2 separate regions of the Mus musculus genome follow, and region 2 is linked to region 1. Evidence: chromatin contacts called from ENCODE Hi-C data. All regions are on one chromosome and are shown on one strand. The core of a region is the stretch at or near the end of the contact, and the rest is flanking DNA. Distances in the headings are between cores, read along the strand shown. Region 1 overlaps Rad51b (RAD51 paralog B). Region 2 has its middle 34 kb from the start of 4933435C09Rik.

The links. A loop is a pair of places that touch in the nucleus more often than their neighbours do.
Region 2: a loop to region 1 is called in a map of CH12.LX, with 2.5 times the contacts of the local background. The contact joins two enhancer-like sites. A Hi-C loop is called at or near these places in 2 of 37 maps with a recorded cell type or tissue (CH12.LX and v-Abl transformed pro-B cells).

What each region holds. Positions count from the first base shown.
Region 1 is chr12:79,625,904-79,633,499 of GRCm38, forward strand. All of the region lies in intron 7 of Rad51b (RAD51 paralog B), which reads left to right. Among named protein-coding and RNA genes, the nearest start is that of Gm36048, 170 kb to the right of the region's middle. Within about 2 kb of position 4,473, at least 1 of the 3 ENCODE cell types and tissues checked has a DNase peak (open chromatin) inside an H3K27ac peak, as active enhancers do.
Region 2 is chr12:79,967,001-79,974,596 of GRCm38, forward strand. No RefSeq gene overlaps it. Among named protein-coding and RNA genes, the nearest start is that of 4933435C09Rik, 34 kb to the left of the region's middle. RefSeq lists an enhancer at 1,630-4,892. Within about 2 kb of position 3,582, at least 3 of the 3 ENCODE cell types and tissues checked have a DNase peak (open chromatin) inside an H3K27ac peak, as active enhancers do.

The DNA.
Region 1 (7,596 bases), core at 3,223-5,722:
TCTTTCAGTTTTTTTTTTTTTTTTTTTGTTCCTGCCACAAGGCAAAAACAGGAAAGAGATGTGTGTGAAAGAATGCTCTCTCCTTTCCTTTTGTGGCGATTGTGTATCTTATGAGAAGGCCTCAAAGGTTCCCGGAGCTGTCTGCCTTTTCATGTAAATGGAGCCCTTAAGCCTATTTAGAAGTGTGTAAAAAGCCTGTGGGAGTTGAGGTGAAAGATACTGGGTTGTAGCATCAGCATCTCATTTATTATTTTTTTTTTCAAGTTCAACTGGGAACCCTTTCTGCTACATAATTAAAGCTACTTCAGGTCTGTATGTGACACTTGTCCATAGTAAAAGTGCTATGCATATTACCGTATACACACATTACTGTGCAGCTCTATAACTGCAAAAACAAGTGTCTTGTACTGGGAGGCTTAAGGGATTCCCCAGGGTAATTTTGACAGTGATAATTTTGCTAACTTGAGAATGCAACTCCCACGTAAAACGTGACCCTCTGCCTCCAATCCCTGCTTATTCACTAGTGTATTAATCAACGGATCTGGGGTTCATATTCACACCCAACACCTAAAACAGTAGCAGGTGTGAACTGGCAAAGGACTTAAGAGAAGGGGCAAGGTGGAAGGATTTCTGGTAAAGACAAGGATAGAGACCAGAGACCTGAGACTCCTGAGTCAGGCTGCCAAGGGAATCTGGCCAGTCATGGGTGCACTTTTCCCTCCTATGAAGGAATGGCTCAAAACGGCACTAACCATGGGCTTGCTATTGTAAGCCTTTCTAGGTGGATATTAAGCTCCTTCCCTCGAGACTGTCCCACCTTCTAGGAGGACTTCATTGTGCATTTGTCCTATGAACGTTACTGTGTGTAGGTACAGCACCTGAGTTTGCAGTGCTATAGGTAGACACAGAGAAGAGCAGGGTCAGAGCAGATGACCTTCTGCTTCTACCTTCTGCTTTTCTGAGGCTGGGATGGGGTGGGAAGAAGCCAGGGGTTAGGGAAGTGAGGGTTGCCGCTGCCAGCCCCTGTCACAGGTTGTTCTGGAGAAAAGTTCCCTTACCCTGTCCCCACCTCCCCACCATCCAAAGGAAGAGGGTTTAATCAGATGCAGAAACACTCAGAGACTGGGAGAACTGATAAACAGCTCATATCTCCATTTCAGTGCAATTGATCCTTGTATCCATGGACCCTTGCTGTGGGGTTTTCACCTGCCTACCAGTCCCCCTCACAAATCCTTTAGCAGGCTAATAGAATTCTGAGTCACTTCCCCTGAAGTTGGAATCCTTCCCATAACTCTCAGTGGTGGTAGGGTTAAAGACATGCTGCTCAAAAAAATAAAAAAATTATATATATATATATATATATATATATATATATATATATATATATATATATATATTTTTTTTTTTTTTTTTTTTTTTTACCCTGATGTTTGCAGAACCCTGCAGAAGTAAAAAGATCTCCCTCTTCTTTTACCCCTTTCCTCTGAAGTAGTCATCAGACCCAGCCTAGGCAGCTGCCTTCAGACCCAGAGGAAAGGAACATCTTTTATTCTGAAGATCTTCAGACACAGAGAAGAGGCCCTGTTAAGCCCTCCCCAACCTCGTGTACTTCTGGTTTCCTTTGTTCTGTCATAGTTCTCCAAATGGCCTCTTTGTTAAACCTAAGCATAAAAATAAGCTAATTTCCTGAATCCTCATTTCTGAAGGCTTTCATGCACACAGAACCTATGCTCAAGGCGCTGGGCCGGTGGTTCAGTAGTTAAAAGCACTTGGTGCTCTTGCAGAGGGTCTGGGTTCAGTCCACAGCAACCACATGGCAGCTCCCAACTGGCTTATCAGCCACAAAGCATGCACCTAGCCTATACATATACATGCAGGCAAAACACCCCTATACATTTTTTAAAACCCTTATAATCAATAAATGTTTATGTTTTCCTCTTGTTAATTTGTTGCCAGAGATACTTAGCCATTAATTTACAATTTAAATTAGTTTTAATTAAAAATAATTGTTTTCCCCTCCTTCGTAGCAGCTACTAGTTTTCAAGCAAGACTCTGTTTCCTTATCTGTAGCACAGAGATGGAGCCTCCATCCCTGCTCTGTGGGGTTGAGAGAAAGAGGAGGCCTGTAAGTGCTTTCTTGGAATCTATAGATTGCTATAAAGAAACTGCTCTGGAGAGAGTTCAGACACAGATCATCCTAATGCAGCATGCATCCTAATGCATCATTTGAATCACAGAAATTCAAACCTAGCTAGTGCAATGGGAGCCAGGGAAGACCTAAGGAAGGAAAAAGCAAACAAAGATCCAAGTCAGCAAGCAGAAGCCACGTGGCAAGCAAGCAAGGACAGCCAGCCCTGGTGACAGGAACTTACTACTTTCAACAGTTTCAGTATGCTTTTTTAAACTTAGATGTTAATTTAATGAGAATGCAAATTCTTCATGAATATTTATTCCTAAATTTATGTGTTTAGATTTATAAAGTTATATTAGCTAATCGTACAGTAAAGATGAGCATATTTCACGGTGCCTCTCTGCTTCCTGACACCAATCCTTGTTTGAACACACAGAGTTACACTTTACTGTAAGAAAAAAAAAAAAACAACAAAAAACCAAGCATGTCAGTTTTGTTTTTCAGTTCAGAAACCTGAGTCAAATCAGCAGTCTCTAGGAGGAGGGACATTGTAAGGCCTACGTGCTTTAGTGATGGGTCTAGCCCTCCCCACCCCCTACTTATTTGACATTTTCTTGTGGAAAACATCTGGTTTAAATAAGCACCCAGTGTCAGCCTTGATCATCAGAAACCAGAATGCAAGAGTCACAAACAGTGTCTATGCTGTATGGGTTGGGGGGTGGCGGGGGGGGGGGGCAGCAAAGAGCAGCATGCAGAGAAAGTCAGCAGTGGAGCGAATGAATCTGCAGATAAATCTCACCTATCCCATGCTTACCTTTCAACGGCTCACAGCTCTCTTTTACTAACAGCTAAGGACCTCAAAACACAAGTGTGTGATCATCCTACCCAGTCAGACCCTTGAGATGGCTCAGCAAATAAACACACCCTTCATCCCTGGGCCCTCACAAAGACTCAGTGAAAGCAATGGATAGAGCCCTAAGAATTCTTCATTTGAAAGAGGCTCCCATTCAGGACTATGTCTCCTAAATGAGTAGCCAGTTTTGACTGGCTCCCCTCTGATAGTAATCAGGGGTAGGGGGTGCCATATTGACCAACAGTGTGGCTAATTGGGACTACCCAAAAAGAAGTTTAAATTGCTAATTCCTAGCCGTTCAAAGGATCTTGTGCTGGAATGACTGATAGACAGGGATAGAGTTCTATTCCTGGCACTCTCAGAGACTGGCAGGCTTGGTGGCAGTTTAGCACAGTGGGACTGAAGAGGAAGTTTGCTGGATAGGTAGTGTTTGGATGGGCAGGGATTTGTAGCTCTCAGTCAAGCTAGGACAAAATACTTTGGATGCCCGAGGCTCCATTGATGTCTGGGAATGCCAGAGGTGTAGGAGGCATCCTAGGGTATTCCTATGTGCTAAAGGTGAAGAAAGTGTATACAAGCTAAGCAGCAGGACTTTGAGTCTAGAGACATTCATGAGGTTAAGGATGTTGAACTAGGGATTATTTCAGAGATGTTAGAAGAGGTAGAAGGTACCAAATGATTTGTCAGAAGTGTTCAGGATCTACGGAAAGTCAGTGGAAGCACAGGAGTAAATGAGTGTTACTGGTGTGTGCAGTCAACCTCCTTTGCCATCTCTCATTTGCCTGCCTGGATATAATATTCCAAAGTTAAGGGATGGGTCTGGAGGAGAGGAGAATAGAAAAACATGGTCTATCGACCCAGAAAACCTTCAGCTGTTGGGATTGTACCTCTAAGTAGCATATATAACTCATCATAATGTTTGATGTAAAATAAAATAATAACTTCAGGCAAGCAAATTAGGTATAGTATGGGCAAGTGACCAGACATCTTGGTATGCCTAGGATAATCTTGGATTTCAGCTTCCTTTCCTGTGTCCAGTCCACCCAACCATGAAGAGTTATGGTCACAGATGTCTGGAGTAAATATGCGTGTATGAATCTACGATAACTGTTGTCAGTGGCCAAAACAGAATTCTCAAGCTGGGTGCTGAGGTAGGGTTACAAATGGCAGTTATTGTATGTTTGGGGAAGTGAGTTTACCACTCATTTACAGATAAATACATCACAGGTAACTACATCACAGGTACCAGAGCGAGTCCTCGCCATCATTTTCTTGATGTCTTGTTCCACTGTTCTATGCCAAGGGCAATGAGTGACACATGGTTCCTGTTTTAAAAATGCTGCCAGGTCAGCAGAGCAGATGCATGTGAAAATAACTGTACTGAGTAAGATAGTAATTGTTATTCTGCTTGTACAAGCCAAGCAGAGGAAGAGAACAATTGACTCCAGAAAACTAGGGAAGAACTCATACAGGAGGAAGTACATGGCTCACATTTAGAGAGGTGAATATCACCATGCTCAGCAAAAAAAACGGGGAGGGGGAAGAAATGCAGTAGTGTAGGAAACACATGACTAGGAGCTGAAGGACACCCAGTTGGATTAAGTACATGTTTATAGATAGACACTCCCATCACGTATTTCCCTACTCATGAGGAAGTTCTTAGCTGGCAAAGCAATCCGTGTTTGTACTGTTGCTAATGGGGTTTGGGTCCCTTGTTCAGACATCAGAAAGCAACAAGGAGAAAAGATAAGATTCTTCCCTTACTGGTTACAAGGTTCATGGCTGACACCCCTGTCAAAGAAGGGGATTTACAAGAGAAAAGCAGAACAAATACATTTATCAGAAGGCTTTTGTGACAGGGAAGCCTTCAGACACCCATGGAAACTGCTCTGGGGACATTAGGCAGAATCTGATGAGAAGACAGAGGGTGGTACTAACTGGGGGTACCTACCAAAGCTGATTTGGTCTATTTCTGTTTAGCCTCCAAGATATGGACAGAAGTTCACTAGAAAGGAAACCTTATGACCTGCTTCTTGAAGAGGTGGGTCAGAGAACTTTTAAAATAGCTTATGTCAGAGGAGACAGGCAGAATAAGGCCAGAAGTGTTCTTTCCGTTTGGGGATGTATATGAATATATTTATGAGCTGGGCAGTGGTGGCACACACCTTTATTCCCAGCACTTGGGAGGCAGAGCCAGGGGGATTTCTGAGTTCGAGGCCAGCCTGGTCGACAGAGTGAGTTCCAGGACAGCCAGGGCTACACAGAGAAACCCTGTCTTGAAAAACCTAAATAAATAAATAAGAAGGAGAATACATTTATGTGTTAGTTTCTAGAGCTTGAAATACTCACAATGACAAGGTACCATGTTTCAGGGACTCATGTTCTCATATTCTGAAATCCAACATTTCTTTAGCAAGGAGACTGATTTTGGGTCTAAGTGAAACAAATATAAGAATGTATTATAAATGAATAAAGGGCAGAGTATATGACAAAATGGATTCTCCCACATGCGAGCTGAATAACTTCTGAAAAGTTAGATATTCTGTTGACCTGGGATCTCTGTACCACAGGGTTGATACAATATCATCCCCATAATGTTGTTCCTTCAGGGCAGAAATAAATATGAGAACATTTCAGAAAGTGCTTTGAAGAGCTGTAAAGGTTATTTTATCAGAAGGGTCAGGACATCATTTTTTGTGTAGTACTGTGAATTGTGGAAGTCACTACAGAGACACAGAACCCCTTCTCAGTGCCTTTTATTTAAATACAATGGGTGGAAATACATTTCGAAGGAGGAGAATATTGTGCTTTCAGAAAATATGTTGCTTTTTTGGAGGAAAGTTTTACTCTTTTTTGTTTGTTTGGTTGGTTTGGTTTGGTTTTTTTGTTTGTTTGTTTGTTTTGGTTTGTTTTTGTTTTTTTGAGGCAGGGTTTCTCTGTGTAGCTCTGGCTGTCCTGGAACTCACTCTGTAGACCAGGCTGGCTTCGAACTCAGAAATCCACTTGCCTCTGCCCCCCAAGTGCTGGGATTAAAGGCTTATGCCACCACGCCCAGCTGGTTTTACTCTTTTGATTGTGAATTCTAAGGATGAACAATCCAGCTGATTTGGTTCCCCATAGTCCCCCTAACAAGAGGAACGCCATGGCAACCAAAAATATTAGAGATATACCTCAATTTAGGCAACTTGAATAAGACAAAAGCATTTAGTATTGTATGAAAAAAAAATCTATGCAAGTCTAGGAATGTAATTTAATGTGGTCACATTTAACACGAAGGGTTATGACAGAGAGAGCATGGTGGCCAGTGGGAAATTCAAAGAAAGAATGGGTCTCCTATGCCAAGGCAGTAGACACAGAGTGAGATGAGTGATTTCTCTTATTTATGAAAGGAAAACTTGAAGATCAGATTAATGTCATTTCCTAAAATTCAATTTACATCTAATAAAGTGCATAGCTTAATGAATTTCGGAGAATATGTATACCTAACAGAGATCCTATAACCTAGCACGTTTCCCTGAGCAACTCTGTAGTCGGTCGTCCCCCTCCTTGGCCCTGGGCAAACATGGATCAACTGTTTTGCTAAGGTTTCATTTTAATTTATAGTTTGGTCAACAAGATCGAAATAATGAGAGTTGAACATCATCAAAATTTGAGATTCAGATCTTACATCTGCTAGAACAATTCCAGAAACTTCTGAGCCTTACTGTTTTCATGCATCTGTGGAGATGATATCTATTTTTCTATCTTATAAATCCATCATGAAAAATCCAAAGAAGTCATAGAAGAGAAATAGTTATGTACAGTCCAAGTAACTATTTAGAAAATATTGGTTTCACTTAGAAGAGTGGTACTTGCAGACTTTAGTCCTGTAGTGAGATGCTGCCATCCTCTCATCGTGCCCACACAGATCCTTGAAGGCTGGTCCTCAAGGATGGAGATGAAGTTATATTTTGAAATATTTGGCTTAAGGGTTCAGAATTCAGTCTTCTGCCTCTAGCTGACAATATAGATGAACAATTCACTTGGCTGGTGTTTCTCAGTTAACACAGATCACTTACTTTACTTTGGATATAACCTATAATGTAAAATGTTCTCAATGGCTCTGGCTCTGACTCTGTCATGCTGGTCATACTCGAATGATTTATGTCATGCTCAAGCACCCACTGAACTTGTCAGCTTTGTGGTTTCCATTTTTCTTTGGATAAATCTGAATTTTTCAGTTAAGATGCTCCTCTATAGTATGTCAGCTGATGTGTAAGTCACTGCTGTTTGAACAATTGACTTACCTATCATTTTTATTGGAATGGAGCAGAGGGACTAACCAAGCTTCTGATAGAATTCTATTTGTTTTCCTTGGGGGAAAAAGAAAGAAAGAAAGAAAGAAAGAAAGAAAGAAAGAAAGAAAGAAAGAAAGAAAGAAAGAAAGAAAGGAAGGAGAGAAGAGAAGAGAAGAGAAGAGAAGAGAAGAGAAGAGAAGAGAAGAGAAGAGAAGAGAAGAGAAGAGAAGAGAAGAGAAAGAATTTCCTAATAGCTAGAGAGACCAGGTCACTTATATCTTCCTTGTCTGTGAGGTATTTCTGACATTTTATAGGCAAACCTACAAAAAGGTTCA
Region 2 (7,596 bases), core at 2,332-4,831, 340 kb after region 1:
GGGGAACGACTGAGTAAGACACCTAACTTCAAACTAGAGCCTCCACACTATGCAACATACCACCGCCACGCTGAAGGAAATAATAAAAAATTTAAAAACAAGTTTCCCAGCTGGCAAGAGCATAAATAGCTTATCAGATAGCTTTTTTTTTTTTTTAAATCATAGCTTGCTTTAAACTAGGTCACGTTCTGCCAACATTCCAATCAATACCTAAATATAGAGATGACCTGTCAGAGATCAACTCTCTTTTGACAATGAAATAACGTGTCCTGTGCCACTCAGAAAGATAAGGCCGAGGCAGCTGGGGGTCCAGCCTCCTGCCCAGTGATGGGAGCTCTGTCCCTCTGACGTGCTCGCCTGCTGCTTTCCTCACATGTTCTCCACATGTGGGGAAATTCTGTCTCAAGAGTAAAGCTTTGATGAAAGAGTCTTGGTAGTGAGGGAGTTTTGAGGAGAAAGGGTCTCAGTCTGCGCTCTAGAACTGCCGAGTTTACAAGGACCACACCAGACAATGCCAGCTCCCATTGCTGACTGGCAGGGACTTCCTTGTTGGTCTCCTGAAGAATGTCTTCAAGGAATACTAAGTGTCCTTTCACCACTCTGTTGGCCGTAAGCCCCCTATCTCTTCAGATGATAGCAACTTGCCCCTGTCCTCTGTCATGCAGTGAACAGAGCGGCCTGGAGCTGCTGTATCTTAGGAAAAGCCCTGACTAGAACTCGGCCACTTGACTGACCTCCCTGATAGGCATGCCTAGTCTCTCTAGCTGTGTAGCAGGGTGCTGGGTCCTCCGACCCACTTTTTTCATGCATCCCCAAACTCAGGAATGCTGGAAGGTGTATGGGCATGTGCACAGGGCACCCTGCTGTAGGAAGCAACCCTCACCCACAGCTTCATTGCATGGCAATGTTTGCCCAAGTAAACGAGAGGTGCCAGGATTTACACCTGTTGTGCTTCCTAAGATGAGATCATTCTAGTCGCCTTTGGCTTCGACCTCTGACTCTGGCAGAGACGTATGTTTCCCTTTGACTTATATAACACCATCCCAAGCTCTTGGGACAAGCTCTGGTTTCAGACTGTCCCAGGTTGGCCGGTGAACAAGTGCTTGAGGCATCCACGGTGCTGCATCCTGCCAAGCAACAATTCCATTTCTGCAGCATCACCTGCTGCCCGTTCAGTGGTGCTTGTGTGAGTCTTGGAATATTTTCATTGCATTTTGACCTGAGTTCTTTCATAAGAATGAATGGAAATGGAAACTTGAAGTACTGATGTTGGTGATAAAAAAGGGCAGGTCTCACAAACCTAATGTAACTTAAACAAAGATGGAAGTCATTAGGCAACGCCAAGAGTGGGGAATAGTTAGCCTAACTCAGATGCTCTCTTGATTTAAGCCAGACAACTGTGTGTTCAATTGTGAAGGGGAAAGAATACACTGGGAAAGCCCACATGAAACTGTGGACATACACGGTCAAAGATTGTGTCTCCAAGGCAAGTGAAATTACTGTATTTGCTCAGTTTTAAGGCTGCACTGATTTAATAGAAATTTTGGGAGGCTTGGTGGAAAAGATACAAGAGATTGTGAATCAAAAAAAAAAAAAAAAAAAGCAATGGTAATGCTATTTTACTTCCAAGGAACAGAGTGTCCCCTTCAAGCATGCATACAGGCTGCTTGCTTACCTCCTTCTTGTTAGATGAGTGAACTTTCAAGAGAGCAGTGAATACAAGAAGATCAGGGTGCCTAGAGACACTGCCCCTGTGGGACTCAGCCCAGCTCCCTAACAAGGAACAAAGCCTCATGTTAATGTGCTGAAAGGAACAGTGCAGAGAAGTGCAGGAGAAGTGCAGAGACTACGAAGGTTTCACAGTCCCAGGTGACCAACAAGTAGACTAAGAGCAGGTATGGTGATAATGTAGTCCATTAATCTCAGCACTCTGGAGACAGACGGAGGAGAATGAGAATTTGAGGTCAGCCTGGGCTGCATAAAAACACTGTCTCACTGTTGGAGCAGTGGCTCAAGTTAAGAACACTGCTGCTCTTGCAAAGGACCTGGCTTGGGTAAGCTACCCCGTGGTAGCTTACAGCTGTTCATAACACCAATTCCCAAGAGTCCTCCTGCCCTCCACAGGGACTCCTGTGATGTGCATACATATAGACAGACAAACAGACACTCATAAAAGTTCAAAAAAAAAAAAAGACGATTCTGTCTCCAAAACTATTTAGGGCAGGAAAGAGGAGGAACCACATATCTAGCGGGACCTAACAGCCATTTTGAAGTTCTTAGACACTAAAGCCTTGCCTTTGCTCTCCAGAGGTCAACCCATTTGTTCTGAACCCCCCATTTTGTTACTCATGTCCTTCATAGGAGTCCTCTGACCCATTCTAATCTCTCCAGTCCCAACTCTGACAACAGTGCTCCCTACTTCCCCGAATGGTCCTTCACTCATCCTTTCACAAAGTAAATGCACTGTCCTCCAACCACAGACTTCTTGCCAAATTCCTCCTGTCCTTGGGCACAAACAACCCAGAAGTGCTCTCAGATCCAGAACATTGTTGGGGAGTGGGAGGGGTGAGTAGAAGGGCTATTCACCCTCCTGAGCCTATGATGGGATGTCTGGGCAGCTACTTCAAAAACACCAGGGCCTGAGACCTGTTCCAGGGATGCCACCCAGACGGGACACTGCTCAAAGCCGCCTCCAGTCCTGGGAACAAAGGTGAGGAACTCTTGACAGGGAAACTTAGCCCTACTTACTGGGTATGAATGATACCACTGGTCAGCCCTAGCTGAGAGGGGGTCTGGGCTCTGTTTTGTTCTTCTCTGTTCTAATCTTGATACTTTGACTACATTCTCATTCCCTGTGGCTTAGGCTGTAATGGTGAGAAGCAACAGTCTTAAAAACCTCAGAGGAGCCAGCTCAGAAGAGCACCTTTGGCCCACCTCCCTCAGTGCTATAACTAATGGGGGTACTTTTGCTACCACCTCCTGGTGAAACTGCTCTGGCACACATTAGGAATTCTGTCTCTAGGTCCTGTGGACTCTGAGCTTCTTGGGGCTGTGCCCAGAGTCCACTTGATAGAGAGCTGGGGTTTTGGTTTTTTTCCTGTGGGGCAAACTTCTCTGGTTAGGACACAACTGTCAGGGCATGGCTTGGCAGAGCTTCCATGCCAAATAGGGGTATGTGTATGTGTGTGTGTTCTTTTGTCTGATTTCCCAAATTCCAGGCAGGAAAGCAAGCTTTCTGTCTCTACACAGCTCCAGATCCCCCTACCAACATTTGCATTCCCCGGGTATGAAAGGAGTTGGTAGCAGGCCCCATGGAGGACAAGGCTGTAATTCAGCCAGGCCCCAGTGACATCCCAACCGTGAGAGTGCAGCTGGGGCAGCTTACGAACAGCGCCCGGGTCCCAGGGGGAAGTCAGCCCTGTTCTCCAGCCCACAAGCGCCTATTGTTCACTTTCTTGTTTTTCTCCAAATGTTTAGATGTGCTCAGAGCACAGAGAAGCCTGAAAGCAAGACCATTGGCCAGGGCAAGCCTGAAGCAGGGAAACCCACCGCTGGAACTCTGGGGCCCCACACTCCCTCCTCAGCTCTTCCTACTCCCCCTGCCATGCGCCGGACTCCGGATCCAGGGGTGGTCTCTTCCTGGCCAGGGCTGTTCAGAGAGCAGTAGGCTTGGATTGTTCAGCAAGTAAAGTATGGAATCCAGCTCAGACTGGCTTGCTTGACAGTCAGGCACAACTGTCCACATTAACTTGAGGCTGTCCAACGTGAGGGCTGGGAGAGTCTGGGCAAGTGCCTTTCTGATTCCCCGCCACTGACCAAAGCTGCTGAAGACAGGAAATAGTCACTGAGTGTCTGTCGGGGCCCCTCTCTGCATCAAGATTGTGACTCTGAGGTTTGACCTTCAGGGTTTGACAACTGGCCGCAGCAGCGCTTATTGCGTATGCAGACTCAGGCAACCTCTCAGCCTCTCTGAGCCTCAGTTTCCCTTCTTGGTAAAATTTACTTACTCTGTCTGTAGAGAGAGCTATGGGGACACTCAGACTCTATAGGCTATTCTTCCGGTTACCATTGGTTACCATGACCCAGTTTGGAAGTTGCCCCAGCGCTGGGAACAGTCACTTGTGAACCTTGATGTCCACTGTGAGTCAGCACAGCTATGCAGGAGCAGTAGCGCCAGAGGAATGAAGGATGGAGTGCCTCTCGATACCAGGGTATAGAGAACATGCTGGAAAGCCAGCCTTCTCCCCTCCCTCTCTCCTCTGCCCCAGATCCCTTTCTCTTGGGAGTTCATATTACCTGCCCTCCCCCAGGCCTGGGATTGCAAGCTTCCCTGCGTCTCCAGGCCCTAACAGACCCAGAGAAAACCCTCAACCTGGAAAATGCCCCTCCCCTACCATCCTGGCAGACATTACTGGTCAGGGCCCTGAACAGGGATGCAGGTGGGCAGAGGGAATTCCTACATCAAGGTGGGAATCTGGGTTTGGGATCCTCAGTAGAGTTATAAACATTGGTAATAGTGAAGCTTTTGCAATGAAGAGAGATGGACAGAGCAGGCAGGAGGTCCCTAGTAAGACCAGAGGGCTGCAATAGCAAGGTCTGAGTTCTAGCCTTTTATGTCTGCGGACAGTGCACATGCCCACATAGGGGCTTGGGAGGCTCTGCCTTCTCAAGAGACAGGACTTTATAAGATCCCCCTTCAGACTCATTAATCCTTATAGGAATAAGCTCCAGGGAGCCTGCAGTGACAGGGCCATATGGCTTTCTTATCTCCCTTATCTGGCAGCACTCACCTTCCATTTGGAATGTTTATCCCAAGATAAAGATCAGATTCCACTTAGGGTGATTGAATGAGGGCCTCCCTGCAATTTCAGATGAATGGGCGATCTGATCCAATCATAGATGAGCGGACAAGACTAGCTAATGGATGGGGCTCCTCCCATATCCCCGCCCTCTGTATCTCGCCCCCCACCCCCACCTTCTTTTCCCCAGAATGGCCCTAATTTCTTCTAGGAATTTCTGCTTTTGCCTGCTTTACACAGGAGAGGGAGTTCTGGACAACATGGCCACCGAACACAGGGCCACAGCGTCACACAATTGTTCCTAAGCCACAGTCTGATACTCAGTGGGGCAGCTACTGGTAAAAAAAAAAATGTAAAGTGAGCAAACCACACTGGTAAGCTATGCCCGAAATCTAAACGTTTTCTACTTGCCATGGTGAGAAGGGGGAAAAAAAAGCAGGTGAAATTAATTTTAAGAATTCATCTTCAGGCTTGGGAAGATGGCTCACAAGTGGTTGCCACCCACGCACGCACGCATTATGGACCTGAGTCTGGATTTCTCAAGACTCACACGAGGAAGCCACCCCACACATGGCATGGATGGTCTGTTATCCCAGTGCTGTGGAGGTAGAGACCACAGGAGTGCTGGGTGGCTTGGTAGTAAAGAGTGAGTACTGTTTCTAGAGGACCTGAGTTCTCCACACATGGCCTGAGATGCAAGGACCCCTTCTGGCCTCTGTGGGTACCTACCCGTATGCACACATGCACACACACATACTTGGTTTTGTTTGCTTGTTGTTTTTAAGTGTATGGATGGTTTGCCTGCATGTATATACCATGGGCATGCTTGGTGCCTTCAGAGGCCAGAAGAGGGCATTGCATCCCTGACAATGTAGTTACAACAGATTGTGAGTCACCATGTGGGTGCTGGGAATTGAACTCAGGTCCTCTGGAAGAACAGTCAGGGCTCTTAACCACTGAGCCATCTCTCTAGGCCTTATACTTTAAAAAAAAAAAAAAACTTAAAAAATATAACATGGAGAGCAACTGAGGAAGACATCAAAGATCAACTTCTGGCTTCTATATGTGTGCACACATTCCCAGGCACACACACACAAAATAAATTAAAATCTCCTTCAACTAATGTCTTGTAATTTATTTTTATTTCTATCATGTGTGTTTACTAGAATTAATAAATAATACATTTTATTTGACCTCAAAATGCTATTTTAACCCCCAACTGAAATTTTTAAAATTGCAAAATAGCTTATATTCACTCGTTGTACATTTTTGCGTGACATGCTTATATATTGCGCTCATCAACAGTAGGTAACAATGATTGCACTGATTGGGGCAGATCTGAACTACACTAAGAAACCTGGAGAAGGAATCCTGTGTGGGCATCTGACTGCCAGAGAGAGCGTGCCTATGAGGAGATGACCCATTCATATTCTACTCTCAGCCAAAACTTATCCCTGGCCGCACCTTGCTCCATTCCTGCCCTTTCTCCTCTTAGAAGGAAAACACACATATACAATGTTTTTTTTTTTTTTTTTAAAAAAAGTGGTAACAACTTTTATTATTACCAATTCCAGGATAGTTATTTCACCTGCTAATGTAATTATTCACAGAAGCCTCCATCACTGGGTGCCTTTTCTTTTCCTGTCTTGTTTGAAAATAAAGATGGTGTCCCTTGTCACCAAGCATCTATACCATGGGTTCTGCTATGCTTTGGAGGAAGAGAAGGACCTATGTGCATAGATAGAGCGAGCTTTGGGTCACTACTGCCTGTAGATGCTCTCAAATTTCGAGGAGGGGAGACATTAAAGGTCGATAGGACACACTCAGGCAGGGGAGGGACCCACTAGTCAGCCGTACTTAACCACATTTAAACGACTACTCAGTGCTCTGGATAGGAGGTGGAAATGGAGTGGAAATGGGAGAAGGTGGGTGTGTGCTTGATTTCTTCCAGCCCTAGGGAATCTTGGGTGAGGCAAGACTGTAAAGGGTCTCCTGAGGAAGCCACTGCCTCCTTCCAGTCCAGATAAGCACCACCAAACAAAGAGAAAGGGAAGGCAGGGCTCTCTGCCCCAGGGGCCAGCACTGAGGAAGGTAGAGAGAAGATCCCAGGCCTCAGACTACCCACTGGCCTCTCTCTGCTTCCCTTTCCTCCCAAGCACTTCTGATTCTTTCTTCTTAAATTGGATATTTTATTTACTTACCTTTCAAATGTTATCGCCTTTCCCGATTTCCCCTCCACAAACCCCTATCCCTCCCCCTACCCCCACTGCTTGCAGCCAACCATCGGACTGAGACTGGGGATACCAATGGAAGAGTTAGGGCAAAGACTGGAGGAGCTGAAGGGGTTTGCAGCCCCATAGGAAAAACAATATCAACCAACCAGAGCTCCCAGGGACTAAACCACCAACCAAAGAGGACTCATGGCTCCAGCTGCATGTGTAGCATTTCTGATTCTTTTTTTTTTTTTTTTTTCGAAACAGGGTTTCTCTGTATAGCCCTGGCTGTCCTGGAACTCACTTTGTAGACCAGGCTGGCCTCGAACTCAGAAATCCGCCTGCCTCTGCCTCCCGAGTGCTGGGATTAAAGGTGTGCCCGGCAGCATTTCTGATTCTTGGTGCTTTGTCTGGTTTGTGTCGACTGCTTCTCTCAGCTCTGATTCTTGCCGTTCTAGGCTCTGAGTGCCCAGAGGCGTCCCTGCCACTCTTGGTGTGCATTTGCTAGAAACAACATTGGGGGTGTTGCTGGAATACTGAAAGGCCCTGTGATGTCAGAGCAGCAATAGGGTGAGAGAAAAGGC